Linked DNA regions of Homo sapiens: region 2 is linked to region 1. Evidence: chromatin loops called from intact Hi-C (ENCODE). Cell type or tissue: sigmoid colon. All regions are shown on one strand. Links, peaks and the distances in the headings refer to the core of each region. The heading gives the core; the rest is flanking DNA.

Region 1 (15,191 bases), core at 4,088-12,087:
ACACCCAAAGGAATATAAATTATTCTATTGTAAAGATACATGCATGCATATGTTCATTCACAATAGCAAAGACATAGAATCAACCCAAATGCCCATCAATGATAGACTGCATAAAGAAAATGTGGTACATATACACCATAGAATACTATGCAGCCATAAAAAGGAATGAGGTCATGTCCTTTGCAGGGACATGGATGGAGCTGGAAGCCATTATCCTCAGCAAACTAACACAGAAACAGAAAACCAAACACTGCATGTTCTCACTTACAAGTGGGAGATGAACAGTGAGAAAACATGGACATGGGGATGGGAACAACATACACTGGGGTCTGTTAGGAGGGGTGCAGGAGGGAGAATATTAGGAAAAATAGCTATTGCATGCTGGGCTTAATACCTAGGTGATGGGTTGAGAGATGCAGCAAATCACCATGGCACACATGTTTATCTATGTAACAAACCTGCATATCCTGTACATGTACCCTGGAACTTAAAACAAAACAAAACAACAACAATAAATAAATAAATATATATATATAACCATTTATATATAACTACATATGGTTATATATGTTATATATAATAACCATTTATATATAACTACATATGGTTATATATGCTATATGATTATATATGTTATTTATATAATAATATATGATTATATGTTATTTATATAATAAAATATATATGTTATTATTTATATAATAACATATTATTATATATAGTTATTATTTATATAATAAAATATATATATAACCATTCTGTCTCGCACCAATACAGCAAGGGCACAGGAGGGTCAAGTATTTTCTAAATAACAAAGGATAAAAGGGCTCTCTCAGAAATTTCTGTTTTAAGTTTAACATTAGACCCAAGGATACCTGACCTCGGTAGTATAAAAAAATGTTCATTTCCCCCTTTTATTCCTATGAGAGATAGAAAGAAAAGAAGACTCAGTTCCTGGCTCCTGTAAAATCAGGGAGATTATGAATCCTGATTTATATAGAAGGCACCTCAGAGAAGACCTAGTGGCATAATTTAAAGAAAGGGCTCCCATCGTGAATCCAGTCGTACCTGCCAGCCAATTCCTATCATTATTATATCCTTGAAATGGAAGTCAATGGTCACAAATTATTTACAAAGCAAATAATAAAGTTCAAGCTTCTCTTTTTCTTTTTTCTCTTCCTTTCCCCTATACAGCTATCTACAAAGCAAATAAAGTTTGCTTTGCTATCCCCTATCCCCTATCTTTTTTCTCTTCCTTTCCCCTATACAGCTACAGGTTGTAATATCCCTTTTTTCTTCCTCTTCTCTCTCCATTATCTTAATCAAGAATATACTTTTTAAAAGACCACCTCTCTTTCTTTAAGCAAGTATCTAAAATAGCAATGGCAATAGAAAGCCTCAGTGAGGCCTTCTCTGACTACACTATTGAAAGTAGATTTCCATCTCCCAGTCATTCAGTATCCCAAAGCCCTCCTTTATTTCCTTTTTTTGGAGACACAGTCTCACTCTGTTGCCCAGGTTGGAGTGCAGTGGGATGATCACAGTTCACTGGGCTGAAGCAATCCTCTTGCCTCAGCCCCCTGAGTAGCTGGGACTATAGGTGTGTGCCACTAAGCCTGGCTAATTTTTTTTTTTTTTTTAAACGAGGTACTGCTAAGTTGCCCAGGTTGGTCTTGAACTCCTGGCCTCAATCAATCCTCCCGCTTCAGCCTCCCAAGTCGCTGAGATTATAGGCACGAGCCATCATGTCCGGCTCCTGATTTTCTTAATAGAATTTATCACTATCTGAAGCTACCTTACTAATTTATTTGTTTATTTATTTATTACATGTCTAGGGTGCAGTAGGCCTTCAATAAACATTTGTTAAATGTATGTTAATTAATCCACATACTACTGCATATTCACACCAACTTTTATTACTGAAAAACTACCTAAATCCATGTTGTGATATGAAAAGTTTAGACATCTAGAAGAGCATCACAGAAAAGAAAATGGGTCAGAAAACCTGCCAATTAGGGCATTAATAATGGAGAGGAAATAAGCTGATTACACAATGAAGTTAGATTCTTAAAAAGCCATAAAAGACAAGCCAGTCGTAGTTCTTGGAAAAAGTGAAGTGTGATAAGGATGGATACATGGCCTACCTCTAAGTGATTTTTGCATCTGAGAGACTCTATACTTCGTTTCTTCTTCATATCACTCTCAAGAAGCTTAATAGAAATATATCTTTGAAATTGTGCCCACACCCCAAAACTTGGAGCCTTCTATGGCTGTGTTAAATCACATGGGTACTGAAGGGAGAAGAATCTCTATTTTCATCTACCTTGCCTAATTCCTTTTCAAAACTCAACAAGAGCAAATAAGAAGTCAATAGTTGTAAAGTTCTATCTATTAATCTGGATACCCAAATTCTTGTCTTCTCGTCATTCATCTTTCAATCTGTAAGTGTCAGAGACTTCTAGGAAATTTCTACCATCTGGCATATTTCTCAGATACAGAAGAAAATGTAATAAAAATGTATTTTAAATGGATAATTCACAGTTTTTTTTGATAAAAAGTTTGACAGACTGACACAAATGTATATTTTTGGAAAAACCGTGGGTGATAAATGTTTCAAATTCCTCAAATAGACTTCAATTCCACTTCTCTCACCACTTAAAAATTAGTTTTAATATGTTCAGCTTTCCTTTATCTCAAATATTTCAATAATATATTAGGAAGTGTTTGGGGGGAATTTCATCAGCACTCAAGCAACTACTGAACAGGCAGAATCACATCTTGGGAAACTTATTAGATGTCCTTCCAAGAAAACTTCTGATACTTAGTAATACATCTTCTCTATTGGCAATTTCCAAGATTTTCCTGGGGAATCACACTGAAGCTTGAGAGAAGAAAAAAAAATTTACCAGGGACAGTGTTAACATCAAACAAAATCTAAATATTACCTGTAAATAAGAATAACAGTCCAATCATACCTCTTTTTCCCTACAAAGTAAAAGTCACTACCAAATAACATTTATGAGAATTCAGTTTCATCTGGTAACTAATACATTCCTAAATGACTCAAGAATGTACCAAAAAAATTAATAACAGTAATAGGGTTCTTGGTTGCAAGCAACAGAAACCAAGTCTCACTATCTTAAGCAAAAAAGGGCTCTGCTGGAAGGGTATTATTAGTGGCTCACAAAATCCACAGGTGGCTGAACCATCAGACTTGAAAAACAGACAGGAATCAAAGGAGCTTTGGAGGCTGAGCATCAGGAAACTAGGCAAAGGTCTCACCACAACAGTCTGATCCATAAGCAGCTACTGCAACTGACACATCTTTCCACTCCAGTCTCTTTGCTTAAGATAGCCAGAGACAGATTCCGTTGCTTCGGCCAAGAACATTTACTGCTACGGAATTTGTATAAAGTGAGACTCTTTGAAGAAAAGCTGGTCCCACTCTTTTGAGGAATTTCATTTCTCAACATGATCTCCATTCCCATCCACTTTCCTCTTTTTGCCAAGGCACACTAAACTTGGGATCTACTTTTTATTTCCACTCCTTTCCCAAGTAGTCTTCGCTTCCCGGAGTTCCATTCTCTCTTCTCTGTCTGATAATTATCTACACATTCTTTAAAACTAAATTAATGTCACTATTCTGTGAATTCTTTCCTGACCGTATAAATAATCACTTTTCCTGTCAAAGTTTACTCACTAGTCCAGAACTTCTAATGCTCTATTTTAATTGTATTTGTGTCACTATCTAATTTTTACATGACAGTGAATTTCTTGAGGACCATATCTGACACACAGTGATTGGCATATGATAACTATTTAATAAATAGTTACTGAATTTTAAAAATTGAAAGAAGACCAAACAATGAGTTTCTCAGCATTTATGAGGTACTGTCTTTGCCTTTCTTCCTCTTCCTTTTTTTTTTCTTTTTGAGACAGAGTCTTACTCTGTCACTCTGTTGCCCATGCTAGAGTGCAGTAGTGCGATCTTGGGTCACTGCAACCTCCCTGCAACCTCTGCCTCCCAGGTTCAAGCAATTCTTCTGCCTCAGCCTCCCAAGTGGCTGGGATTACAGGCGCCTGCCACCACACCCAGTTAATTTTTCTATTTTTAGTAGAAATGGGGTTTCACCATGTTGGCCGGACTGGTCTCGAGCTCCTGACCCCAGCTGATGCTCCCGCCTTGGCCTCCCAAAGTGCTGGGATTACAGGCATGAGCCACCACACTCAGCCATTTTACCTTTCTACTTATTTCAATATAATTGAGCCTTCCACAAACTGGCCCTATCCTCATTATATATTTTCTGTTTGTTGCTTTTTACCTTGTACTAGTCCTCCATGAGTCAAATTAGATTCCTTTATGATCCCTTGCAGTGTATGATATTTTCTACTTCAACTAATTATTAATATGTTCCATCAGAATGCAAGTTTTAAAAGAGTTCTTCCTCCAATAAAAGTAGAGTAGGTAATTCAGACTAACTCTTCTGGCTGAGAAAAAAATGGATAAATTATTAAAGACAATTGTCTGAAGTCATCAGAGAGCCACCAAGGCAAATGAAGAATGACAAGGCCAAGTTATGAGAGAATAAAACCGAGAAAGGTGAGCTGAGCATTTAGTGCCACTTTTCCCAATGTGTAGGGTTTCTAAACAGAAGGGTCCATGGATTAAATTCAAGAGATCCACACACTTGGATAGGGAAATTTTTTTTTTTTTTTTTAGATGGAGTCTTGCTCTGTTGCCCAGGCTGGAGTGCAGTGGTGTGATCTTGGCTCACTGCAAGTTCCACCTCCTGGGTTCCTGGCATTCTCCTGCCTCAGCCTCCTGAGAAGCTGGGACTACAGGAGCCTGCCACTACGCCCAGCTAATTTTTTTGTATTTTTAGTAGAGACGGGGTTTCACCGTGTTAGCCAGGATGGTCTCGATCTCCTGACCTTGTGATCTGCTTGCTCAGCCTCCCAAAGTGCTGGGAGGCATGAGCCAGGGAAATTTTTATGTTTATTTTTACTAACCTCTAACTGGAATTTGGCATTTCCTTCTATTATGAATATAAGCATAGCAGAATTAACAGTACCTGTGACTCTTTCAATAATAGAAATCTCAGATATTGGCTAGGCACAGTGGTTCACACCTGTAATCCCAGCACTTTAGGAGGCTGAGGCAGGAGGATGACTTGAGGACTGGAGTTTGAGAGTAGCCTGGGCAATATAGCAAGACCAAATCTTTACAAAAAACTTTAAAATAAAAAAAAAGAAACCTCAGATATTTTCATATAACATTACTGTCATACCAGATATCTCACAATATCATTTATACTTATCACCACTTCAGAAATAAGGTATTATTATATCACTGGTAGCTCTAGGGGCCTCTGCCAGTTCTGGAAGATTCAACTGATACACTAAGCAGTTAATAATTTTGAATTAATGTTAAGTTCCTGAGTTTTCAAATGACTGTTAGGGCTTGCAGATAAAAAATCAGAGTTGGCTGGGCGCGGTGGCTCACACCTGTAATCCCAGCACTTTGAGAGGCCAAGGCGGGCAGATCACCAGGTCAGGAGTTCGAGACCAGCCTGGCCAGCACGGTGAAACCCCGTCTCTACTAAAAACAAAAAATTAGCCTGGCATGGTGGCGCAGGCCTGTAATCCCAGCTACTTGGGAGGCTGAGGCAGGAGAATCACTTGAACCCGGGAGGCAGAGGTTGCAGTGAGCCAAGATCATTCCACTGCACTCCAGCCTGGGCGACAGAGTGAGACTCAGTCTCAAAAAGAAAAGAAAAAAAAAATAGAGTTCAGGACCCACCCACGTTGGGGGCTGGGACTCTGGTAAACCCTAAAGCTCTTTTGGCACTCCTCAGAGCTATACTGAAAATCAGCCCTCCCTGAGATGTAAATCTATATTCAAATCCTTTCAAACCCTCATGGGATTGAGGTAATCCAGGATTGCTAGTGCCCAGGCCATCTGCCAAAAGCAAATATAAATCCCCTCCGAAGAAAGATAACATCATTCTGGGCCTCACATTATCTGTATAGTTTTTCAATTTACATAACTCATACACAATTTACATAACTCAACTAGAGAAAAAAAAAAGTATAACACAAGATAAGATAATGGAGTAAAAAAAAAATGGATAGGACAGAAAACAGAAACAGACCCACAGGGTATCCAGACAATAAATTATGGACTTTGTAATAACCATGCTTTATTTACTATGTTCAAGCAAATGAAAGACAAGATTTAGCAAGGAAACAAACAAAAACTGAATAAAAATACTTGAACTAAAAAAATACAATAATTAGAATTAAGAACTCAGTAGATGGGTTTAATAGTAAATTACACAGAAATGAAGAGAGAATTAATGACCTGGAAAATAGATCAGAAGAAAATATCCAGAATAAAGCATAAACTACAAAATGATGGGCTGGGCATGGTGGCTCATGACTGTAATTCCAGCACTTTGGGAGGCCGAGGCAGGCAGATCATTTGAGGTCAGGAGTTTGAGACCAGCCTGCCCAACATGGTGAAACCCCATCTCTACTAAAAACACAAATTAGCCAGCCACGGTGGTGGGCGCCTGTAATCCCAGCTACTCAGGAGGCTGAGGCAGAAGAATCACTTGAACCAGGAAGGCAGAGTGGGTTGAACCTGGGAGGCAAACCTGGGTTGCAGTGAGCCAAGATAGTGCTACTGCACTCCAGCCTGGGTGACAGAGTGAGACTCTGTCTCAAAAAAAAAAAAAAAAAAAAAACCACACAAAATGATAGAAAATGCAAAAAAGAGCATAAGAGACAGAGAATACTATGAAAAGGTCTAATGTTTGTGTAATTAGAATCCCAATAGGAGTAAAGAGAGGGTAGAGGCCAGTCGTGTTGGCTCATGTCTGTAATCCCAGCACTTTGGGAGGGCGAGGCAGGAGGATCACTTGAGCCCAGGAGTTTGAGACCAGTCTGGGCAAGATGGCAAGACCCTATCTCTAAAAAAAAAAAAAAAAAAATTAGCTGAGTGTGGTGGCGTGCAACTGTGGTCCCAGCCACTTGGGAGGCTGAGTGAGGCAAGAGGATTGCCTGAGCCCAGGAGGTAGAGGCTGCAGTGAGCCATGACTGCACCACTGCACTCCAACCTGGGTGACAGACAGAGATCCTGCCTCAAAAAAAAAAAAGAGACAGAGACAGAGAGAGAGTAGAACAGAAGTAAATTTGAAGAGCTAATTATTGAGAGTTTTCCAGGACTGATAAATGATATCAAGCTATAGGTTCAAGAAGCACTAAGAACACCGAATAGTTTAAATATAAAGAAAAGCAAAACTAGACACATTACACTAAAACTATCAAAAACCAAAGACCAAGTAGAAATATCCAAAAACCATCCAGAGATTTAAAAAAAGATTATTTTCAAAGAAGCAAGAATAAAACTGAGAGCAACTTCTCAACAAAGTCAGTAGAAACCAAAAGATAATGGAATGGTAAAACAGCTGCCAACCTAGAATTTATCTCAGGAAAAAAACTGCCCTTCAAAAATGAGGTGAAAATGTAAATAAGACGTATAGATTAGTTAATAGTTTTGAATTAATGTTAAGTTCTTGATTTTGGCAGTTATATTATGGATACAGGAAATGTTAACATTAGTAGAAGCTGTATGAAATGGATGTGGGAACTCCATATATAGATTTTTTTAAACTTTATGTAAGTCCAAAATTATTCACACACATTCTAAAAAGGTAAAATGAAAACAATTTCAGAATGGAAGCTCCATAAGAGTTGAAATTTCTGGTCTGTTTTTTTCACTGCTATATCCCTAGTATCTAGAACGCTAAGACGTAGGCACTCAATAAATATATATTGAATGAATGAGTGAACAACAGTAGTAGCAGTAGCTACTAATTAATTCAACACTTATTGTATCTTAAGTGAAATGCCAAGCACTTTACTTTCATTAACTCATTTAATCATTCCAACAATTATGTAACATGGAATTTTATATTTTATATATGAGTCTCCCTATTTTATAGATGAGGTAAGCAATCTGCCCAAGATCTCATACCAGAAAGTGGCAGGCCCTCTAACATAGACCTATCTGATTCCAAAGTCCATGTTCTTAACCACTATGTTATGGTGCTTTCATGTTGCAAAATATGTCTCCTTTCTGTTTTGTTTATCCAAACTCTACCTTCCTTTCCAAAATTAAGACAAACTCCTCTATAAGACTCAACTAATTTTACTTAACTAATAGCCATTATTTTTCCTTACTCTCAATTCTCAGTGTACTGGGCCATATAACTTAATGCCATTATATAAGGTCTTGTATTGCTCTGTAATTGTTCGTTATTCAATGAGTTTTACCTCTTTAACCAGATTACATCTTACAGGGAAGTGACCATATCTTATATTCCTATTAATATAGAGCACATTTGAAGCTCTATAACAATACTTAATATTTTTGTAAAGGGATGAAGAAAAACATTTCCATGCAAGAAACAGTGTTTTTGAATGCTTTAGTGATCAGGCTTACATGGTCTAAGATTCTAAACATAAAATTTGACTCAGAAAAACAAAAAAACCACTATCTTAAAAAGTTTTTACATCAATTTTCTGTAGTATCTCTTTTTCCTTATGACATTTTAGGGGATGTTCAGGGTAATTTGGACATAGCAGTACAAGTTCTCCTGGTTAAACCTTCTTGAGAGGGTATATAGATTGCATAGAAGGTAAAGTATGAGAGTGTGCAGATGAACAATTATCCCCACACATGTAAGCTGCAGTTTGTCTGGTGTAAATATACTCTCCCTGCCTGGAACTGCCTGTGTAATGTTCTCTCTTTGGGCTCTGTGGTTTCTCAATACATTCCAACTGTTCAGAGGCTGGAGCTTGGCTCTGCAAGCATAGATAAACAGCTTCCTGGAGCAGGCTGCCAGCATGAGGAGCAATGACCTCAGCAGAGAAAGTCTGCTTTTCATTACCCTGAGCCCATCACTGTACTGCTAGAGCTAAGAGTGGGAACAACACAAGTTGGATAGAGTTGACTGACTCAAGTCTCCCACTACACCTTGAGTTTTAAAATTCTGTATCTAGAGGAAAGGGGGTAAAGACAGGAAGTGAGAAAATGGCATATGCAAAGAAAACAAAGATAGAAAAGCTTTCTTAGGCTATTCTGTGAATGAACTAAATGATGAGTGAAGTGGTTAAGAGTCATGCAGGCAATCATTGAATGTTTTAGTCTCCAAAAACGTACACAAAATACAGGGCAAGAAAGAAGTGTTATAGAAAGTAAGAGAGGCCAGGTACAGTGGCGCACACCTGTAATTCTAGCATTTTGGGAGGCTGAGGCAGGAGCATAACATGAGCCCAGGAGTTCAAGACCAGTTTGAGCAATAAAATGAGACCCGTCTCTATAAAAAAGAAAAAAAAAAGTTAGCTGGGTATGGTGGCACGCACCTGTGGTCATGGCTACATGGGAAGCTGAGGCAGGAGGATTGCTTGAGCCCAGGTTAAGGCTGCAATGAGCCATGTTTGTGCTACAACTCCAGCCTGGGTGACAGAGTGAGACACTATCTCAAAAAAAAAAAACAAAAACAAAAAAACAAAAACAAAAACAAACCAGTAACAACAACAACAACAAAAAACAAAAGAGAGACTAAAAAGTCCTCAAGATCTTCAACTCTGATGCCATTTAAAGAGAGAGAAAAGGAAGACTATCCAGATCCACAGAGATACAAAAATCCCAGAAAAGTGGAGCTTAAGGAGAACAACACACAATGAAGATGAATTATATATAGCCAGACATCTTGCATGTGTAATTTCATGTGATTTGCATAACAACCCTAGAAGATAGGTATTATCATCCCTAGCAATAATCTAGACCTAGAAAATTACAATACAATGACATCAACAAAGACATTTGTTGTTGATATTATTTAATGACAAAGGGATGATTTCAAGTCTGCTTCTACGGCCACCCAGGAAACAATGCTTTTCCCAAACATCTCTCATTGTAGTATTATCTATTGTTGCAGCCCCAGAACTCAGCAATACTAGAACTGTGACCTAGAAGAAATGTACACATTTGTGCCACTTTCTGATAAGACAGTTTCTGCAGTGCTGGTAGCATTGCATCTGATAGTTGAAGAAGGGAATCACAATTATGTCCTCAGACAAGAAATTGGTTAGATATGACCCCTCCTGAAGGATCCTGAGAGACAATTTGTTTTTTGGAGAAGTCACTGACTATAATGATGCACCTGCAAGGGGGCCGGGAGCTGAGAGACAGACAAACATCTTAGCAAATTCTAAAAGCAGAGTGAAGCTTCATTTGACTTTCATTTCACTTTTCTCAGGGAAGAAGAACCTTTGTGTTACTGCCAAAATCCTAACTGTCCTTCCTTCCTCTCTGTCCCCTCCACCCCCACGCCAGCTCATTAAAGATCTTCTGGTTAAAGGTGCCAAATTGTGTCATTCTTTCCTACTCCAGTGCCAAGCCTGTGCCAATGGCACCACAGATTGATCTGCTAGAGTTCTGAGCAAATTATGGAAGAAATTAAAAGCACTGAAAATTTTAAATTGTTCTGTTGCTGGTGAAGTAAAGCTTTTTAAACTTCTTATTCTTCTTGTAGAGACAGGGGTCTCATTGTGTTGCCCAGGATGGCCTCAAACTCCTGGCCTCAAGTGATTTTCCCACCTTGGCTTCCCAAAGTGCTGGGATTATAGGTGTGAGCCTATAATCTGGCCTAGTTTCTTAACTTTTGATGACTGACTTTACATTGCTAATGGCATAACACTTGTTAATTAAGACTCGTGTGAGTGTACTTGATTGCCAGACAAGTATTCAGGGAATTATCAGAGTGGTGGTGTGAAGGAATATCAGGGCTTGGACCAAATAAAGATCCTTCATATTATTTATAGATTGAAATAAATCAAGTTATTTATCTAAGGGGAGATATTTTAATGTAAAAAATCAGACCTAAATTTTATACTAGCTAGCTGCAAAAGCAGCTCCCATGAAAACAGAAATAGTATCATTGGGGCTTGAGAACACTTCAGCCAAGGATGGTGTTTCTTCATTTCCTCTTATTGAATGGTTTTATAACAGATAAGTTTCTCTTAACTTGTAGAAGGCAGGGGGTGGGGTGGGGGGAACAAGGTCTTTCCTGACAGGGAGAATCTGGGCCCAATTATTACTTCTGTAACCTTTGACTCTGACTTCTAAACGAGTCAAGGGACCAGTGGGCTGTGAAATAGCTTCCTCCATTACCAGGTCAAGTGCTGCTGGATAGTTTCCTGTAACCATAATACAAAGGGACTGAAGAAGTGAGATGGATTCTACAAAAACAGGCAACTTCTTGCATCCTCAATGACCCTGGATTTTTAAGTTTCAAAACAGATTTTGACTCTTAACTCACCACCATGGCTCCCTGTAGTCTTTTTGCTATAGCATACCTCTAGTAATACAGAAAAGAGCCAGAAAGAATCCTCTATAGATTTGGTTCTATGATGGTCTAACAGAGGTGCCTGGCCTAGTAACAGTGGGGATAGGGTTGCTTTAACTGAAGGCAAATCTCTTCCTGACAATTATCTGAGTCTGTGGGAAACCAGATGCTGACAATGAGAAACGGGTAATTTTCTGTTACAATGTTTAACAGCTAAGAACTGAACTATGGAAAAAAGTCAGGGGAGGGGGTGGGTAAAGGGGGAAGCATTACCCCTTTTGAAGAAGTCTATAATAGGATTAGTCACCATTACTTTACCACACCACATTTTGGCTCAATTTAACGTAAATAAGTAGAGAAAACATGAGCAGAAATGGCCCAAAGAAGTCTCAAGTCCATCTCTCATTCAGAGCTACAAGCTGGAAATCAGCGAAGTCTTGGTTTGTTCTGATGTGCTTCTTGTTGCCTCACACCTGCTCCTCTGTTACCATGGACACAAGAAGAACCCCAAACAACATTATTTAAACTCTAGATGGTGAATGATCCTTAAAAAATCTGTCACCTTTAGAATGAATGTTTATGCCCTGATTGTTATAGATTATGTAGGAAAGAAGTGGGTCATCTTTTCATAGGGCTTAAAGCACCTGTCTGAAAAAAAAAATAACAAGAAATGATACATATTTTATAATCATGGATTGTTTTCATTAGAGTTACGTTTTAAGTTATTTAGGAATATGCACTATTACCTATGTAACAAACCTGCACGTTCTACACATGTATCCCAGAACTTAAAGTAAAAGAAAAGAAAAAAGAAAAAAAAAACGGGTATGCACTATTGGAATCTCTTTTTTTCTCCAAGGATGAATTAATGAAGTTCATATTTTATGGATTTATTTGAATCAAAATTAATTCTGATGATTAACATGTATCAAAATGAAATTATTAATGCTCCTTTTCTAAAAACTGACAAAGATTTCCATCTCCATATTTATACTATGTAGTGTAGAACACAAATACTTTTGATGATGAATTATTTTATTTACTTTCACTGGTTAAATAGGAGCAGAGCATGAGGGAGGCCAGTTACCCATGAGGGGGTCCTAAGAACACTGCCTAGTAAGGGTACTCCATTCTCAGTAGCAACAAATAAAATCAATCAAATGATCATTTTTGGACACAGGAAGCTTACTTAGATAATCAAGGTGGACAAAGAAAAGGTGCATCACCCTCTGAGCTAAGTTATTGGCTCTCTGATGGGATGAGCTCTCAATCGTCATCTCTTCCAAGAGGACTTCCCTGTCCATACTATATATTACCTTACTCTGGCTGTTTTCTTGTTATTTGTCTTGTTACAGTTACCAGCTATGTAACCATGAGAATGTTACTTTTATAGCCTGAATTTCCTTATGAGTAAAATGAGGATAATACTAATACCCTGTTTATATAGAACTGTGAAGATTAAATAAAATAATGGATATTATATGCTTAGAACAGTGCCTAGCACACAGTGCTTATTAACTATTAGCTATTCTCATCCCCATCAGTTTGCTTGTTTATTGATTATTACCCTCATTAAAACACTAGGTTCATAAAGATAGGTACCTTATTTGTCTTGCTCACTGCTCTATTCCCATTGCATAGTACACACAGGCACAGAGTAGGTGCCCAAAAGTAATTTGTGAATGAATAATTCACAAATGAATGCTGCATATTCTCACGTATCCTTAAAATAAACCAAAGGTAGTCTGTGTACTTCTTTCCCTTGCAACCAAAACAGTCATCATAAAAACTTCACCAAAAAACTAAAATCATCCTTTAAAAAACGAAAACAAGACACTTGATCATAAAAGCGAGCTCTCCTGGGCCCACCAACCAAGACCACAGAATATTATTCTTTTCTATATTAGTATGTGGAAGTCAAGCTCCCTGATGCCATAGTGTTGGAACTATCAATTTAGCCTGTGAAGAATGGTTCCCAATTCTGATACAAATTCTCAGATTTCATCCTGTTTTTCTCTCATCATTATTTTCCAATGTCTCAAAAAGCCACATTTCTCATTTTATCTTTACCACAAGAATCTGGTCACACTCTGCTGTGGTTTCTAAGTTAGAGCTACTCTCGCCCATTTTCTTGGATGTATTTCTTCAGAGGTCCTGACCCAGTGCTGACATTTGGCCTATTCTTAGAGTAGCACCTCTAAATATTAATTTCTTTTACCTTCCACTGGTTGAAGGACAACATTCAGAGGTAGAGGTTACATACAACATAAAAGAAAATCCTCTGGGATTTAGTATCCGTCTTTCAAGAGTGTCCAGAGGAATATGATCTACAGAGCTCATGGTCTTGCAGACATACACAAAGTACTGTTCAGCCACTTGTGTTTTACAGTTTATCCAGATTTGCTGGAACAGTCATGGACTTGTTTGAAAACACCAACAACCAAGGAGTGACAGACAGCATAGGTGAGAGGGCAAGCAGACCCAGAGAAGAAAATCAGAAGAGAAGCCTTCCAAATACAATTTCAAGGAGTACTTTTATCACTGTTTAAAGGTAAATCACCCACGGCTAAATATATGAAAGTCTCAAGATGTGAACTCGAAACTGTAAGATGGAAGGATACCGTTAACATATTTTTGAAAATCATGCTTCCTGCTCTTTATAGTCAGCTCTAGTTGCATCCCCCAAAAGGCCATATTAAACATTTAAATGGCAGTAAACTGAGGTCACCAGCTAAGGCTGTGTGATAAGCTTGCAAAGTATAGTTCATAAGGGAGAATTCAAAAATAGTAGAAATTATAGCTAGAAGAAACCTCCAAATATGATCTGGTTAGCCCTCTAGCAACATTAAGCAGTAAAGTGGCTTGGAGGCAGTAGAGAACAGTGGACTCTATAATACTGCAGATGAGGCTTGATTCCTGAGTCTGTCACTTAACAGCTTGTGAACTTGAAGAAGCTATTTTAATCTTTCTGAGCATCCACTTCCTCCTCTATAAAACAGAGATAACAATAATAATAGTACCCATCTCAAAGAATTGTAGTAGCTGAGACATGGTATTAGTTTAGTAAAAACTGCATATTATAATATATAATTATTATATTATTATTATTATCATGTAAGGCTTTATTAAACCCACTTCATAGATGAGGCAACTGAAGCCCATATTTCAGAAATTTGCCCAGGGTTATAGAGTGAGGACTTAGAAGAATAAGCAGCTCTTTTTCCTTCTAGGGTAGTGCTCTTTCCACTTCACTATGTTTCTCTTATTAATCAATACAAAACTGAAGCCTGAGGCCAGGCGCGGTGGCTCACACCTGTAATCCCAGCACTTTGGAAGGCCGAGGCAGGCGGATCACAAGGTCAGGAAATCGAGACCATCCTGGCTAACACGGTGAAGCCCCCTCTCTACTAAAAATACAAAAAACAAAAATTAGCCGGGCATGTGGCGGGCACCTGTAGTCCCAGATACTCGGGAGGCTGAGGCGGGAGAATGTCGTGAACCTGAGAGGCGGAGCTTGCGGTGAGCCGAGATCGCGCCACTGCACCCCAGCCTGGGCGACAGAGCAAGACTCCATCTCAAAAAACAAAAAAAAACAAAACAAAAAAACTGAAGCCTGAAAGTGAAGGATTTTCACTAACTAAATCAAATTCACAAAGTAAACTCAGGAGCTTCCATCATCCAGGTCTCCTTGTCTACCAAATTATACTTACACTATTTCCCATTCTGTCATACATCCACACCTTTCAGGTCTTCAAAAAAAAAGAAAACCCAAAA
Region 2 (15,191 bases), core at 3,114-11,113, 57 kb after region 1:
AAGGCGGAGGTTGCAGTGAGCTGAGATCGCACCACTGCACTCCAGCCTGGTTACAGAGCAAGACCCTGTCTCGAAAAAAAAAAAACAAAAAAACAACAAAAAAAAAACCACACTACTGTATTTTGGATGGATCAAACCTACTTACTTTTAATTTCTAATCCTAAAGTAAAGAGATGCAATTGGGGGCCTTCCATGTAGAAAGTGGGGTCAGGAGGCCAAGAAAGGGAATATGAATGTATATCCAAGTCACTCAGGAACTTTTATGCAGGTGGTAGAAACTTATGTCAAAGTGGCCACAAGATTGTTTAATAGGAGATGAATGAATGTAACTCCATGTTTACTGCTAGAAACCAAAGCTTTGTGTAAAATCTTGAATTTATGGGGAGGGAGGGTAGGAAAGCCTGTACCTGTCTGTTTTTTTCCTGATCCTTTTCCCTCATTCCTGAACTGCAGGAGACTGAGCCCCTTTGGGCTTTGGTGACCCCATCACTGGGGTGTGTTTATTTGACGGTTGATTTTGCTGTACTGGGTACTTCCTTTCCCATTTTCTCATCATTTTTTAACACATGCTGACTCTTCCCTTCCCTTCTCCTTTCCCTGGGAAAATACAATGAATAAATAAAGACTTACTGGTACTCAAAAAAAAAAAAAAGAAAGAAAATGGCCTCCTCTGAGGAGTGAGACTTCGGGGTGAGAAGGTTATGGTGTAGGGTACTGCTTTTTTTTGTTATAACTCTTATAGACCCATTTGATTTTTAAAATTCTGTAGTTAAGAAACATAAACATCAAAAACTTTAAATCCAGCAATTCTTTGAACTTTCTTCAATGGAAGAAGTGGAATTTTGCGCTCTCTGGATTCTCCCTCTTCTTTTTTATTTTATTTTTTATTTATTTATTTATTTTTTCAAAACAGAGTCTCACTGTGTCGCCCAGGCTGAAGTGCAGTGGTACGATCTCGGCTCACTGCCACCTCTGCCTCCAGGGTTCAAGCGATTCTCCTGCCTCAGCCTCCAGGGTAGCCGGAATTATAGGCACCTGCCACCATACCCAACCAAATTTTGTATTTTTAGTAGAAATGGGGTTTCACCACATTGGCCAGGCTGGTCTCGAACTCCTGACCTCAAGTGATCCACCAGCCTCAGCCTCCCAACGTGCTAGGATTATAGGCATAAGCTACTGCATCCAGCCGAATCCTCCCTCTTCTTATGCATTATTTGTGACATCATGTTTTCCTAAAAGAGTTTTTCAACTGTTTCTTCTAATTATTATTTTGTAATGCTTTTGTATTTTTTCTTTTACCAATTCCCATAGTCAACTTTGCTCCTGTTAGCATTCTTAGTTACTTCTTTTTTTAAAATGATTTATGCAGCCTTACTTCACATGCTTTAATGTAGCTCAGAATACTTGTACTTGGCCCTAGTCGAGCTATCTTTCTTCTTTCCCCCAGTAGCTAATACAAACTTTCTTTGCTCTCCTCAAGCCTTTTACTTCTGCTTCCCTAACTCTAAGAAGATAATCTTGATTCTTACTTCAGACAAAGAAGAGGTCATCAGGTAAAGAACACCAATTTCTAGCTCCATTTCTAAGTTTAACCATGTCCTTCATCACCCTTACTTCCCACCTCTGTTGTTCAAATTTAATTACGCCATGTGAAGCGGTTTTAAGATCACCTTAAGACCTGATTTCTCACTTGGGAATTCTTCCTAATTGAGAAAATTCTTACTTATGAATTGCTTTCAAATATGGCAAAATGTCTGTCAATATTACATGTAATAATGAAAGTTGACATTATATTGTTTTATACATATATAATAAAACATATATCCATACTTTAGGGTTGATAAATTTTTTTTTAGGTCTCAAATATTTTCAAAGATCCCATAACAGTTTGTTGGTTAGGCACCACACAAACAGTGCCTTCTGGATAAATATGGTCCTGACTCCCAACTTCAAAATAGCCTTGCACCTCTGCCTTTGATCCTAAATTTCCTCGTACTTCTAAAAATGTTCCATCAAGTATTCATCATCCTTTCCTTCCCTTGGATCTTCCCTCTCTCCCTGTACAATGGTTCCTTTCCCTTCAGCCTAAAAACATACTCAAGTTTCTCCCATCTAAAAACTAAAAACAATAAACTCTCTCTTCCTCCTCTTGCTATCACCCCCTCTCCTCCTTTCCCTAATTGGTCAAACTTCTTGAAACGAATCTAGCCTATTCTCAACGCCTTCACCCTCCGATTTACTCTTCAATCCAGCAAAATCAGGCATCTTGCCACACTACTCCATGAAAACCTCCCTTAATGCCACTAACAACCTGCCTTGCAGCCCGTATCTTCTTTGACCTCTCTGAGGCATCTGGTATCATTGAACACTTCCTCCATCTTGAAACTCTCCACCCCCACGTCCCCAGTGTCTGTGGCACTGCCTTTTTCTCACTCTCCTCCTAAATCTCTTACAAATCACTCTCCAGTCTAGGAAGATAAATATCTTTCTTTATTGTAAAACTAGCTCTCTGGAAACAAGATTTTGGTTTCTACAATGGGTCTCTAACTCTCAATAGAAAAATAAAATTATTTAGCAGCAAAGTTACCTCCAACGCCCAGCAACAAACCAATTATAAAGAACTAAAAATTCTAAAATTACATGTTCTCACTAAGGTGAACGACTCACTAGAGTATAGAGAGGAACTATTCTGATTATTGGAAATGTTTACAAAGGACAGGAAGTGACACAGAGAAATGACAGGCAACATAAAGTTAAGAAAGAAAATAATAACCATTGTAAAAAGGGAGCAACTGAACTCAGAGACAGGGACCAAGGATAAAATAACTTTGTACTTCAAGAGGTAGAGGACAAAAACCAAATACTGACCAGCACATCTATGCTTCACCTGTGAATAAGGGCAAGCAGCTACCAACAATACAACTTGCCTTGAGTAGGGTAGATGTCTCCACCGCATATACTAGGTATGACAGATTTTTGTTTGTGTACCACCAAAAATACACTGCCATTCTTCTTGCACACGACTGTCCATTAGACTAAAATTCCCTGCCTCGTTGGCAGTTAGCAGGGACCTTATTAAGTTCTCACCTATGAAATGTGAGCACAAGTGATGTTTGCATCTTCGGCTTCACTTGCCTAAAAGGTCCTTGCCCTGGATTCACTGTTTCCCCTTTTACTGGCTGAAAATGGCTACAATTGAGGCAGCTTTGGAAACCATGTGTTTCAGACAGAATGACTGCTCTGCTAGCTGAAATCCAATGATGACTTCCTAAAGCAGACCCTGCCTTTCACATCCTGGATTTGGATTAAGTAAGAAAGAAAGAAAGTGCTTCTTGTATGAGCCATTGCACTGGGAGGGAGGGGGAGTTAAGTGGTGGAGGTTTTTTGTTTTGTTTTGTTTTTATAACACCAGCTCAGCCCTCACCCTAATACCCTGAGAGATTAGGAGCACCAAACCACCTGAAGCGCCAAACAAACCTCAGTAGACCTCAACAGCTTACTGACTCAGTAGGAAACATTAGTCTGGAGAGAAGGGAATGGTAAGTACTGGTGTGGGAGCAGGGAGATGTCTTCTTATTAATTAATAGCTATAAATTAGAATTTAACACTGAGTGGCACCTAAACCACTTAATTTCAAATTAGAAGAATTAGAATCAAATAACAGCTTCACTAACTGCTATCTATATAAATGGAAAATTTACTTAAGTTATTTGAGCCACCATTTCTTCTCATGCATAAAAAAAATAACATCCATCTTCATGGGTAACTGTTATAACACATTTATAGCACAATATAATAAATTAGGTCTAAAATAATGACACTACCTCACCAAGAAAATGTTAAATTATCTTCTATATATTAAAACAATCTGGCAGGGTATGGTGGCTCACGTCTGTAATCTCAGCACTGTGGGAGGCCAAGGCGGGTGGATCACCTGAGCCCAGGAGTTCGAGACCAGCCTGGGCAACATAACAAACAAAGAATTTAAAAATTAGCTAGGCATGGTAGCACACTCCTATAGTCCCAGCTACCTGGGAGGCTGAGGTGGGAGGATCACCTGAGCTCAGGAGGTCGAGGCTACACTGAGCCATGATCATGCCACTGCACTTCAGCCTGGATGACAGAGTGAGACCTTGTCTCAAAAAAAAAAAAAAAAAAAGAGTCTAAGGAATATATCATATATTCTGTAGAATTTTCTACTGAATTTAAGTTCTGACACTTAAATTTTTATTGAACTGAATGGGAAAGAAGGCTCTTAGAAATTACAAAACCTGAAAGAAAGTGGCTAACAATACTACTGGCTTTAGAGTCAGATAAACTTCATTCAAACTTCAGCTCCAGACATACTAGCTCAGTGACCTTGGACAAGTTATATAACTTAAATCCCAGTTTCCTCAAAGAAAAGTGGGATCAGCTGGTGTCTACCTGCTGTGAGGACTGAACGAGACTGCTGTCTCCTTCAGTCCTCCTGCATATGAGAATTACTCTAGATGGCATATGAAGAACACCTATTTGAAAACAGTTTCCAGGCCAGGCCTGGTGGCTCATGGCTGTAATCCCAGCATTTTGGGAGGCTGAGGCGGGTGGCTCATGAGGTCAGGAGTTCAAGACCACCCTGACCAACAGACCAGCCTGGCCAATATGGTGAAACCCTGTCTCTACTAAAAATACAAAAATTAGCCAGGCGTGATAGCAGGCGCCTATAATCCCAGCTACTCGGGAGGCTGAGGCAGGAGAATTGCTTGAACCCGGGAGGTGGAGGTTGCAGTGAGCCGAGATCGGGCCATTGCACTCCAGCCTGGGCAACAAAGTGAGACTCCACCTCAAAAAAAGAAAAAAGGAAAAAAGAAAACAGTTTCTACTTAAGACAGTATTTAGGCAGCTGTACTACTTAAAAGTTGAAATATTATCTCTGTATTAAAAAATATATATATGAGACATGATCCCTGCCTAAGGGATTAGAATTTAAAAGAAAGTCTTTAGGCCGGGCGCGGTGGCTCATGCCTGTAATCCCAGCACTTTGGGAGGCCGAGGCAGGCGGATCACAAGGTCAGGAGATCGAGACCATCCTGGCTAACACGGTGAAACTCCGTCTCTACTAAAAATACAAAAAATTAGCTGGGCGAGGTGGCGGGCGCCTGTAGTCCTAGCTACTCGGGAGGCTGAGGCAGGAGAATGGCGTGAACCTGGGAGGCGGAGCTTGCAGTGAGCCAAGATCACGCCACTGCACTCCAGCCTGGGCGACAGAGCGAGACTCCATCTCAAAAAAAAAAAAAAAGAAAAGAAAAAGTCTTTCCCCTTTTTGTGTCACCTAACAGCAAATGAAATCTGGGAAATGAAGTTACCCAAATACTACTAACTGTAATTGAAAACAAAAGATTAAATTCTGAACAGCCAAAGCTGTTTTTAATCACTTGGCTAAGTTTGAGAACTTTCCAGTTGGAGAGCCTGATGTCTGGTCCTTCAATAATAGTTATTTTCAGGCCGGGCACGGTGGCTCATGCTTGTAATCCCAGCATTTGGGGAGGCCGAGGCGGGAGGATCACTTGAGATCAGGAGTTTGAGACCAGCCTGGCCAACATGGCGAAACCCCCATCTCTACTAAAAATACAAAAATTAGCCAGGCATGGTGGCATGCACCTATAATTCCAGCTACTCGGGAGGCTGAGGCATGAGAATTGATTGCATGAACCCAGGAGGCAGAGGTTGCAGTGAGCTGAGATTGTGCCATTGCACTCCAGCCTGGGTGATGGAGCGAAACTCTGTCTCAAAAAAAAAAAAAAAAGTTATTTTCTCTTACCATCCTAGGAAAGATAAGAAAAAATTTATAATGTGAGACAAATTCAACCACTTCTTTTCCTTCTAAGTTTGTTTCTCATTTAGAAATATGATATCAAAAATAAATATTTATTGGAAGAACAAAGGTCAAAACAGTCCCTATGTTCAGGCATGGTAACAAAGATTAGCAAGACTCCAAAGGCTATTTGTAAATATACCCTTGAAAAGAAAAAAGGCAAGGCTGTTCTCCCTGAAGATTTAGCCTATCTTTTGCCTGTACATTCACTATTCTTTATCGTGCCAACCCTTGAAGAGAAGGCAAAGACTGCATATGTGAGACTTTAGAAGACAATCATGTTTCTAAACAGCAGGTCTGGTAGTTCATAGACTATCAAGAAAGACAATCAATTTTAGGTTTCATTAAATAGTTTACTCTTAAGATACTAGACGTATATTAATTAATTCAGCCTCTCAACCCTCTGTGAGGTAGCTTTTATCAACTCCATTTGTTGGGGAAATTTGATCAAGGAGAATAATAACAGTGTTTTCTATTTACAAAATACCTTCCCTATAAGGAACTCCACAAGTTTATCTTCTCAATCATCTTTCATTCCTGTGAGGTAGGTGGCAATATTACCTTTCCCACTTTTATAGGTGAAATGCTGTGGCTCAAGGAGCTTAATGACTTACTCACATGGTAGCCTGTATTTTATCCACTAACTAGAATGTACTCTTGAGATTAACACTAGACCATGGACTCAAGGCTTAACTGCACATAACTGACGTGTGGAGCTTCTAGTTTTCTCTATAGCCATCTTTCAATGCATCGCATTCCAAAAAGGACTGGAGTCATGCTTGCTGTTTAAGCTCATGTGTTCACTGTTTATGAAGTTTATTGTTATCATTTCTCTAAATTGGACTACTTAAGTTTCGTCTAGGTGCCCAAGGGCTAAATTATTTTTTGTTTACTGTCTGTGCACCAGCATTGTAAATGATGTCATGAGGAGTGTATAAAACTCTTAGACAAAGCAGCAGGGCCAATAAAAGCAGCTCACTTGGGGAAGAGTACATTTCTTCTTTCCTTTTTTTTTATGTAGCCATCACACAAAAAGATGACTCATTAAGTCCAAAAGAGGTGACTATGCCATGTAAGCACTTCTTACGCAGCCTTCCACAAAGAGACCTGAGTGGCAGCATAAGGCATCCTCTTCTGTGCAATTTCCTCCAGGCAGAATGTGCATTTGTGTGGCTATATACACAATTATAATCTCCTCTGAAAGGCAATTCCTTCCATATGACAGGCTGAACAGTGTCCTGAGTGCTAGCCTCATGTTGCCCAAGCAGTTAACATGCTGATATACCAGACACATTTAATCTCTCCTTTCTGAAAAACTAAGATGGGACAGAAGAGGCAAAGTTGGAAAGAACTCCACACAGAGAGAAAGGAGGCCAGCCCAAGCGCCCAAACTCACTTTCTCATGGGCTGAACTTCTTTGTGTGTTGCCTACTTACGTGTCAATTTGCAGGACTTTGGGGCATGAGAACCATGGAGCCGACCGGTTCTGGCAGCCTCTCCATTTGACAAGCAAAGCCGAAGACGTGTGGCCTTTCATATATCTTACATTCAAAAGTGTTATTGTTTCAAGCATGCCTATTTTAAAATACAGAATTTTCCCATTTAGAACAGGTCTTTGTAAGTTGGCCACAGGAGGAGTTCTGCCACATTAATTTAAAGGGAAAAAAAAAAAGTGGCAATGGGCCCTAATGCAGCTCTATCCCCGCCAGATGCCTCTGTTTACTTTGGGCCAATGGGACTGTCCCAGGTGAGAGAAGTCTGAATTTAAAAAACACCTGATCTGAAGTCCTGGGGCACAAGCAGATTTCTGTCTGAGATTACAGAAACTGAAGCTTGTGTTTTATCACAATTACCTGTAATCTCGGGGCTAGATAATAGTATTAACGAGACCTTGAGTTACACAATAGGACAGCTGGAAAAAAGGCTCTTACTTTCTCCAAAGAATAGTGCTTTAAAAGCTAATTGAATGAAGAAAAAGAACAGGCTCTGAAAGTGCTGTCTCAAACAATATTTACTTTTAGTAGGTTCCTGCTAATCAAACAAAACTTAGTCAAAAGCTTTCCATGAAAAAAATACATTTGATGATTTCAGCAGTAATTGCTTTGTTTAAAGAAAGGTGCTTAAGAAAAAACATAGCTAGTGGGATCAGTAATTTGTAAGTTCAGTTGTGTTTGGGAAAATCCCTCCTCTCTTTGATAAATCATTAAAATTCTGCTCAGATAAATGTGTTTTGACTTGAAATTCCAATCATAGAATGAGCTATTTCCTAAGGCCCCTAGGGAAGTAGTGTAAGGGTGATCCCAACACAGAAAGAGGACCCAGAGATTAGTTTACAAGGGTAATTCCAGTCTTAATCAAAGCATATCACTCTGTCCAACTAAAGGACAGGATCTCATTGAGATGCTCCAAAATTGTAGAAAATCTCCTTCCTTTTTAAAATATTGGTTTTACAAAATGGATTAAATTTTAATGTTATGTAACCCAAACACAGAAACTATGGTATCAACCAAGAAATTAACTTTAGGTATAAATCAGAGTTAAAACCGAAAAGATCCAGAGCAGATTTAATCATCCTTTTTCATTCATGGAAGGGGGGAAAAACATAGTTTCTCTCACATGTTAGGAATTCAGTAACTATTTGTTGAACTGGATTCCTTTCTCCCATTTATTTTAAAATTTATTCTGTTACTTAAAGTAGACCATTCATTCAACAACTGAGCACTTCATTTGGGCCAAGCATTGTGCTAGATTTTAGAGAGAAAAGGCCTGCCCTCATGGCTCACATTCTAATAAGAAACAGACAATAACCAAGTATACAAGTAGGTACACAAGATAACTCTGATAAGTGCTATGAAGGACATAAATAGGATGATGAACCAGAAATAGGATAATGGATCATGTCTCTTCTGCTCTACTATTATTTTTATTTATTTACTTATTTTTGAGATGGAGTCTCGCTCTGTCGCCCAGGCTGGAGTGCCGTGGTGCAATCTCGGCTCACTGCAAGCTCCGCCTCCCGGGTTCACACCATTCTCCTGCCTCAGCCTCGCGAGTAGCTGGGACTACAGGCGCCTGCCACCACGCCCGGCTAATTTTTTGTATTTTTAGTAGAGACAGGGTTTCACCGTGTTAGCCAGGATGGTCTCGATCTCCTGACCTCGTGATCCACCCGCCTTGGCCTCCCAAAGTGCTGGGATTACAGGCGTTGAGCCACTGCTCCCGGCCTGCTCTACTATTATTTTTAAAACTTCAATTTATCTACTCGGCCTCCTAGAATTATTCATTTAGCACATATTGCATTTGTGCAAATAAAAGTGATCCCCAACTTCTGAATAGCATTTGGAATAAAGATTTTAACATTACTTGAATATATAAATGATAAACAAAGTCAAAAATTTTAAAGCTATCTTAAAACCCCAGAATAACACTGACATCACTCTGCAATTTACTTTGGAGAAATGGAGGTAGGCAAGGGTTGGGAACAACATGGCTTAGAACTTACTGGCTCTTTTTTCCCCCCAACAAAAAGATATTTATTTATTACATGTATTAAATAGGTTACAGAATCTTTGGAAAAGGAAAAAAATCTAGATCGACCTTCCAGGAACAACTCCCAAAAGGCCCATTCCAGAACTAGGCTACCAAGGGAACTGCTGTCCCTTCCATGACTGAGAAGCTGCTGACCAAACTGAGAAAAGGCCAAGATAGCTGCTGGCTCTAGAACCATATAGGTCACATACTCTTTACTTATTATACTGTCTTTTTATGTTATGGTCATTTATGAATATGTCCCATCTCCCATCTACTGTGTAAGTTTCCTGTGGGGAGGGATGCTTTATATTCATATATTCATGCCTGGCTTTATATAGAGAAGGTATTCAGGGAGGAAGAAAAGGAAGGAGAAGGGTAGGGGGAGGAAAAGGAAAGAAAGAGGTGACTTTGTGAACATGTTCATAATTATTTTATTTATTTATTATTATTATTTTGAGACAGAGTCTTGCTCTGTCGCCCAGGCTGGAGTGCACTGGCGTGATCTCAGTGGACTGCAACCTCTGCCTCCCGGGTTCAAGCGATTCTCATGCCTCAGCCTCCCAAGTAGCTGGGACTCCAGGTGCGCACCACCATGCCCAGCTATTTTTCATATTTTTAGTAGAGACAGGGTTTCACCATGTTGGCCAAGCTGGTCTCGAACTCCTGACCTCAAGTGATCTGCCCGCCTCAGCCTTCCAAAATGCTGGGATTACAGGCATGAGCCACCGCACCTGGCCCATAATCATTTCAAAGTGACCAGTTTTATGTATTATAAACCTAGTTTCCAAAGATTTAGGAAGTCAGTTTAACACCTATTTTATTTCATTTCCTTTCTGCAGCAACCAAACACTTTAAGGCCCTAAGAGAATTTCTGCTAACTTACTGTAAACAGCAATATTTCCTAGAATAGAATTGGGTTTGGAAGGCTCACTAGTTATATTCAAATAAAAATAAGTTTATCAGGATTCATTCAAAATCAAAAAATAGAATGTGTCTGGAAGTCAGACAAGTAACTATCATATGCTGTGGTATCAGCAAATACAAAAAAAATTAAGATTAGTAACACTTATCTTCCACATAGAAGGGGTCCTATGTCAGAACCTTTGCCAAGTCCTAAAGAAGTTGTATTAACCTCATGGCTGGAAGAGACTATATCAGTAACTGTTAGATGTTGTCTTAGCTCAGATACTGTGAGAAACAGACACCAAAACAGGATCAGACATGCGAGAGATGTACTGGGGGAAACGCCCATGATAGAAAATGGGAAGGAAGCCGGAGGAGTCTGGGAGAGCTAAGAGATCAAATGCAGGTGTGACCCTAATTTATTATCCCTCCTTTAGGAGGGACCCTAATTATTATCCCTCCTTTAGGAGGGAGAAGGGAGAATGAGGGACTTAGCAGTGTGCAGTGAGAGTCTTTAAGCCAAAGTCACCCACTAGAGGAGTAAAACATCTCATGGAAGTGGGTCTGTCCTGCCCAGTCATTGACTAGGAGCAGTCTGTGGAAAGTGTGACCTCAGTGTGAACAAGGTGTTAGATTCAGAGCTGGGGTCAGGAGTCAATTACCCTCCCCTCCCCAGTGTAGGAGATCTGAGAGGCACACATTCCTGGTTGCCACCAGATGTTTACGTATTTGCACAAAAATATGGTAATAACACTAGCAGCTAATATTTATTGAGCACCTACACAGGTGCTCTAACAGGATAAATGCTTACATGTATGAGGCAAGCACAATTTTTTTTTTTTTTTTTTTGAGAAGCAGTCTCACTCTGTCACCCAGGCTGGAGTGCAGTGGTGAGATTTCAGCTCACTGCAGCCTCCTCCTCCCGGGTTCAAGCAATTCTCGTGTCTCAACCTCCTGAGTAGCTGGGACTATAGGAACACACCCCCACGCTCTGCTAATTTTTGCATTTTTAGTAGAGATGGGGTTTCACCATTTTGGCCAGGCTGGTCTCGAACTCCTGACCTCAGGTGATCCACCCGCCTCGGCCTCCCAAAATGCTGGGATTATAGGCATGAGCCACCATGCCTGGCCTTTTTTAAATTTTTTGAGAAAGGGTCTCACTTTGTCACCCAGGCTGGAGTGCAGTGGTGTGAAAACAGCTCACTGCAGCCTTGACCTCCTGGGCTCAAGCCATCCTCCCACCTCCGCCTCCTGAGTAACTGGGACTACAGATGCATGCTGTTGCACCCAGCTATTTTTTTTTTATTTTTAGTAGAGACGAAGTCTCACTATGTCCCATTGGTCTCAAACTCCTGGGCTCAAGCAATCCTCCCTCCTTGGCCTCCCACAGTGCTGGGAATATAGGCGTAAGCCACCATGACTGTACTATTACCACCCACATTTTGGAGATGTGGAAACTAAGGCACAGAGAGGTTAAGTGATTTCTTCTAGGTCATACAGCTACCCAAAGTACAAAGATGATTGTCAATAAAATTCTCCCAAATGGTAGAAGTTATCTTCCTCACTGCCTGCCTCTGAGAGATGAGTCCAGTGGCAAGAAGAAATTGGAAATTTTACCATTCCCTGATCCATCCTCATTCCTCGGATGCCTCCTCATGGCAGAAATGTTAAATGAAGACACTGGAATCACTTGACCTTACTCCAGGATCCACGTATAGGTCTACACAATAGTTGGAGCCCCACTTTGGGAGTTGCTCAAAGTATTTATAGCATAGAGTTTAACCATGTGGACTTCAATTAGACTGCTGGGTTAGAATTCTGGATCCACCACTTACAACTTGTTATTTGGTATCTTTGTGTGTAGTTTCCTCATCTGCCGAATGGAGATAACAACTGAAACTATCTTCATATACATCAATATATGTAAAGCATTTAAAATGGTACCTGGTACAGAGTAAGTTCTTAATAAGTCTCGGTTGCTTTTGTTAGCTACTCATGTTTAGGGTACCCTAAGGTCAGATTATTCATATTCCATTTCACATATACGTATGAATTAAGTGTAGGAGAGTATACAATGATAGAAGGTATACAGTGATAGAAGGTAGACAATGATAGAAGGTTGACAATGATGAGTAAAACACAATTCTTGTTCCCAAGAAATTTATTTGCAAGAGCCTCATCCTTAATAAGGAAGCAAGAATTACTGCCCTTTGAACCAATAGGGGTTTTTTGGTTTGTTTTTATCTTTTTAGTGAAGAGGAAAAAACACAAGCTGTGGAATATGACAAACCTGGGTATGAACCCCTGTTTACTATGCATCATTGCCTGTGTGACCTTGTGCAAATCAATTAGCCTTTCTAAGCCTCAGCTTCCTTATTTATAAAATGAGAAGATGATATTAATAACTACTAATTGGGACCAGTAAGAGTACCCACTTCATATGGTAGTTGTGAAAATTAAATGAGATAAACCACAGTGCCAGGCATATAGGAAGAGTTCAAAAACTATAGCTTAAAAAAAAAACTACCCAATTTATTGTGATTCTTCTAAATGTCTAGTCCCCAAAGGAGAAAGGCCATCTTTGATTTCTAGAGTTATCTATTATACTAACCCACTATCAACCGTAGTGAGAATAAGCAGGTTCCATGGAAAAGAAGAGGCAACTTGGAGCGTGAGTGAAAGCATGCACCTCACCAAATTAGGTGGAGTAAAAAATAAACCTCACGCCCTCATGCTTATACTCAGGTCAGCACGTAGGTGGTATGTTTGGCAAACCTGGGACCAGAACAGGCTGCCCTTTGGCTCTAGAGAGCTCGCCACACCCAACCAGATACACAGACACACCTTCAGCCTCTGGCAGAAGCTTCCACTAAGTAGGTTTCATAAGGCTGGAAACCTTTTGCGGGTCCTACAGAGAGGGTCTATACTTATTTCATCTCCTTACCAGACTCTCCTTTCTCTCTTCAGGCCTAGGCATTAACACAATTTTTATCACTACATTCTGATGACTGCAGACATGAACATCACTAAGCTATTCTTTAGTGATGATCTTAAGATCTTAAGCCATGCAAGGCCATGATTACAGGTTCCTAATCTACAAAGTCAGTGGGGAAAGGATCAGTTTACCCAACATGATAAAAGATTGATTTCTTCACTAATAGTCAGAAAGGTAAATACAATCCCTAGCTAGCAGGGAGAAAGGGATATCTCTAGATATTCTTTGGATAGGTATCCCTGTAATTTACACCATAATCCTAAAGAGAGGTCTCCAGATACACTAACCAAGGGGAACTCAACTTTAGCTTTTGGGTTTCACTGAATGCCTAGGGCTTTCCAGTCTGCAGTTTTGTTTTCTCTATAAGTATAGTCTTCTTTAGGCTTACACATACAAGTAACTTTATAATGTATAAAAATAAAAACAAATGGAAAAATCACAGGTATTTAAAAATTTAAATCAGGAAATATTTTATTAATCTATTCTGTAGGGAGTGGTTTTAAACGGTCATTAGATTGAGGGTGAATAGGTTGGCCAGGCGTGGTGGCTCACACCTGTAATCCCAGCACTTTGGGAGGCTAAGGTGGGTGGATCACCTGAGGTCAGGAGTTCGAGACCAGCCTGGCAAACATGGTGAAACTCTGTCTCTACTAAAAATACAAAAATTAGCTGGGCATGGTGGCAGGTGCCTGTAATCCCAGCTACTTGGGAGGCTGAGACACGAGAATCACTTGAACCCTGGAGGCGGAGGTTGGAGTGAGCCAAGATCACATCATTGCACTCCAGCCTGGGTGACAGAGCGAGACTCCGTCTCAAGAAAAAAGAAAAAAAAAATTGAGGGTGAATAGGTCAAAGCAGCATGCCTCTAAGAGAGACAAATTGTAAAAGGCAGGGATAGTTCTCAACTAAAGACAAACGCATTTCAGCAGAGTGATACGGTTTGATGAACCAGGAGAAGGCAGTGAGGGGTGTGACCATGCTGAGGGCAGTATGAATGTCTAGTTAGTGGTTAGGACAAGGAATTAAGACACTTAAATATGCAACAAAGCATGAAGAAGCATTTGTATAGGATTCAATTATTAGGTGATTGGTTGGGCTTCACAAACATTGAAGCTTTTTCAACCAACCTGAGACTCTGATTCTGTTTGTAGATTCATTCTCAACACTGCCACTGAATTGGCCTTCCTGAAAACGCCATTTATGAAGAGACCACCAACTTCTATTCACCAAGGCACCAATACACCAAATCTGCCAAGCCTTTGAGACATAAAATTCAAACAGCAAACACCCAAGGAACTGAACAATGAACTAGCCTTTTCAAATATTTCATATATTCATTGAGTACTGGGTAATAAAATACATAAAATCTTTGGAAAAAAGTCTAGGCATTGCTTGACATTGATACTGTTATTCATTAGATACAAAATTGTCTGTGATATCCCCTTTTAGCTGATTAATGGATGTGGTCACTGTCTTAAGCTCTCTCTCTATATATATGTCTATATATATGTTCATGTATATATGTGTATATATATAGCTTTCAAAGACCAATCAGCCCTTAAACTTGGTAAAAAGGCACTCAACTTCATTTAAAAATGCATATTAAATCTACTCAGACTATCTGTCACTTAGATTGAAAAAAATCCAAGTTTGATGTATTTTGTTGTCAGCACAATGGGGAAACAGGCATTCTCTTTCATTGCTGGTGGCAAAATGGTACAACACCTATTAAGGGCAATCTGACAATATCTATAAGTACTTCAATGCATATGCCCTTAATCCACCAATTCCACTTTGTGGAACTTATTCTTGCAGATACACTTGCAAAGGAACAAAACTGCAGGTTATTCATTGCAGCATTCTTAGTAACAGCAAAAGGCTAAAAACAACTTGTTTACCAGTGCGGGA

What was found. A loop is a pair of places that touch in the nucleus more often than their neighbours do. Peaks named below come from ENCODE experiments on the same cell type or tissue, not always from the same donor. Only the 100,000 strongest peaks of a DNase experiment are listed, where the experiment ranks them.
Region 2: it touches region 1 in a loop (1.9-fold over the local background); 7 of 110 quality-filtered maps call a loop at or near these places.

The regions. Positions count from the first base shown.
Region 1 is chr11:46,998,557-47,013,747 of GRCh38, reverse strand. All of the region lies in intron 2 of CSTPP1 (centriolar satellite-associated tubulin polyglutamylase complex regulator 1), which reads right to left. It overlaps LOC124902670 (a long non-coding RNA gene), which reads right to left and starts at 14,772. Exons shown (of 2, transcript XR_007062665.1): 1 at 4,323-14,772; 2 at 2,649-2,881. RefSeq lists an enhancer at 5,148-5,648 and a silencer at 8,869-8,948. In sigmoid colon, for the core only: no CTCF peak of the experiment used is centred there; a DNase peak (open chromatin) is centred at 8,887; H3K27ac peaks cover 166 bases.
Region 2 is chr11:46,940,264-46,955,454 of GRCh38, reverse strand. All of the region lies in intron 1 of CSTPP1 (centriolar satellite-associated tubulin polyglutamylase complex regulator 1), which reads right to left. Among named protein-coding and RNA genes, the nearest start is that of CSTPP1, 11 kb to the right of the region's middle. In sigmoid colon, for the core only: no CTCF peak of the experiment used is centred there; no DNase peak of the experiment used is centred there; H3K27ac peaks cover 709 bases.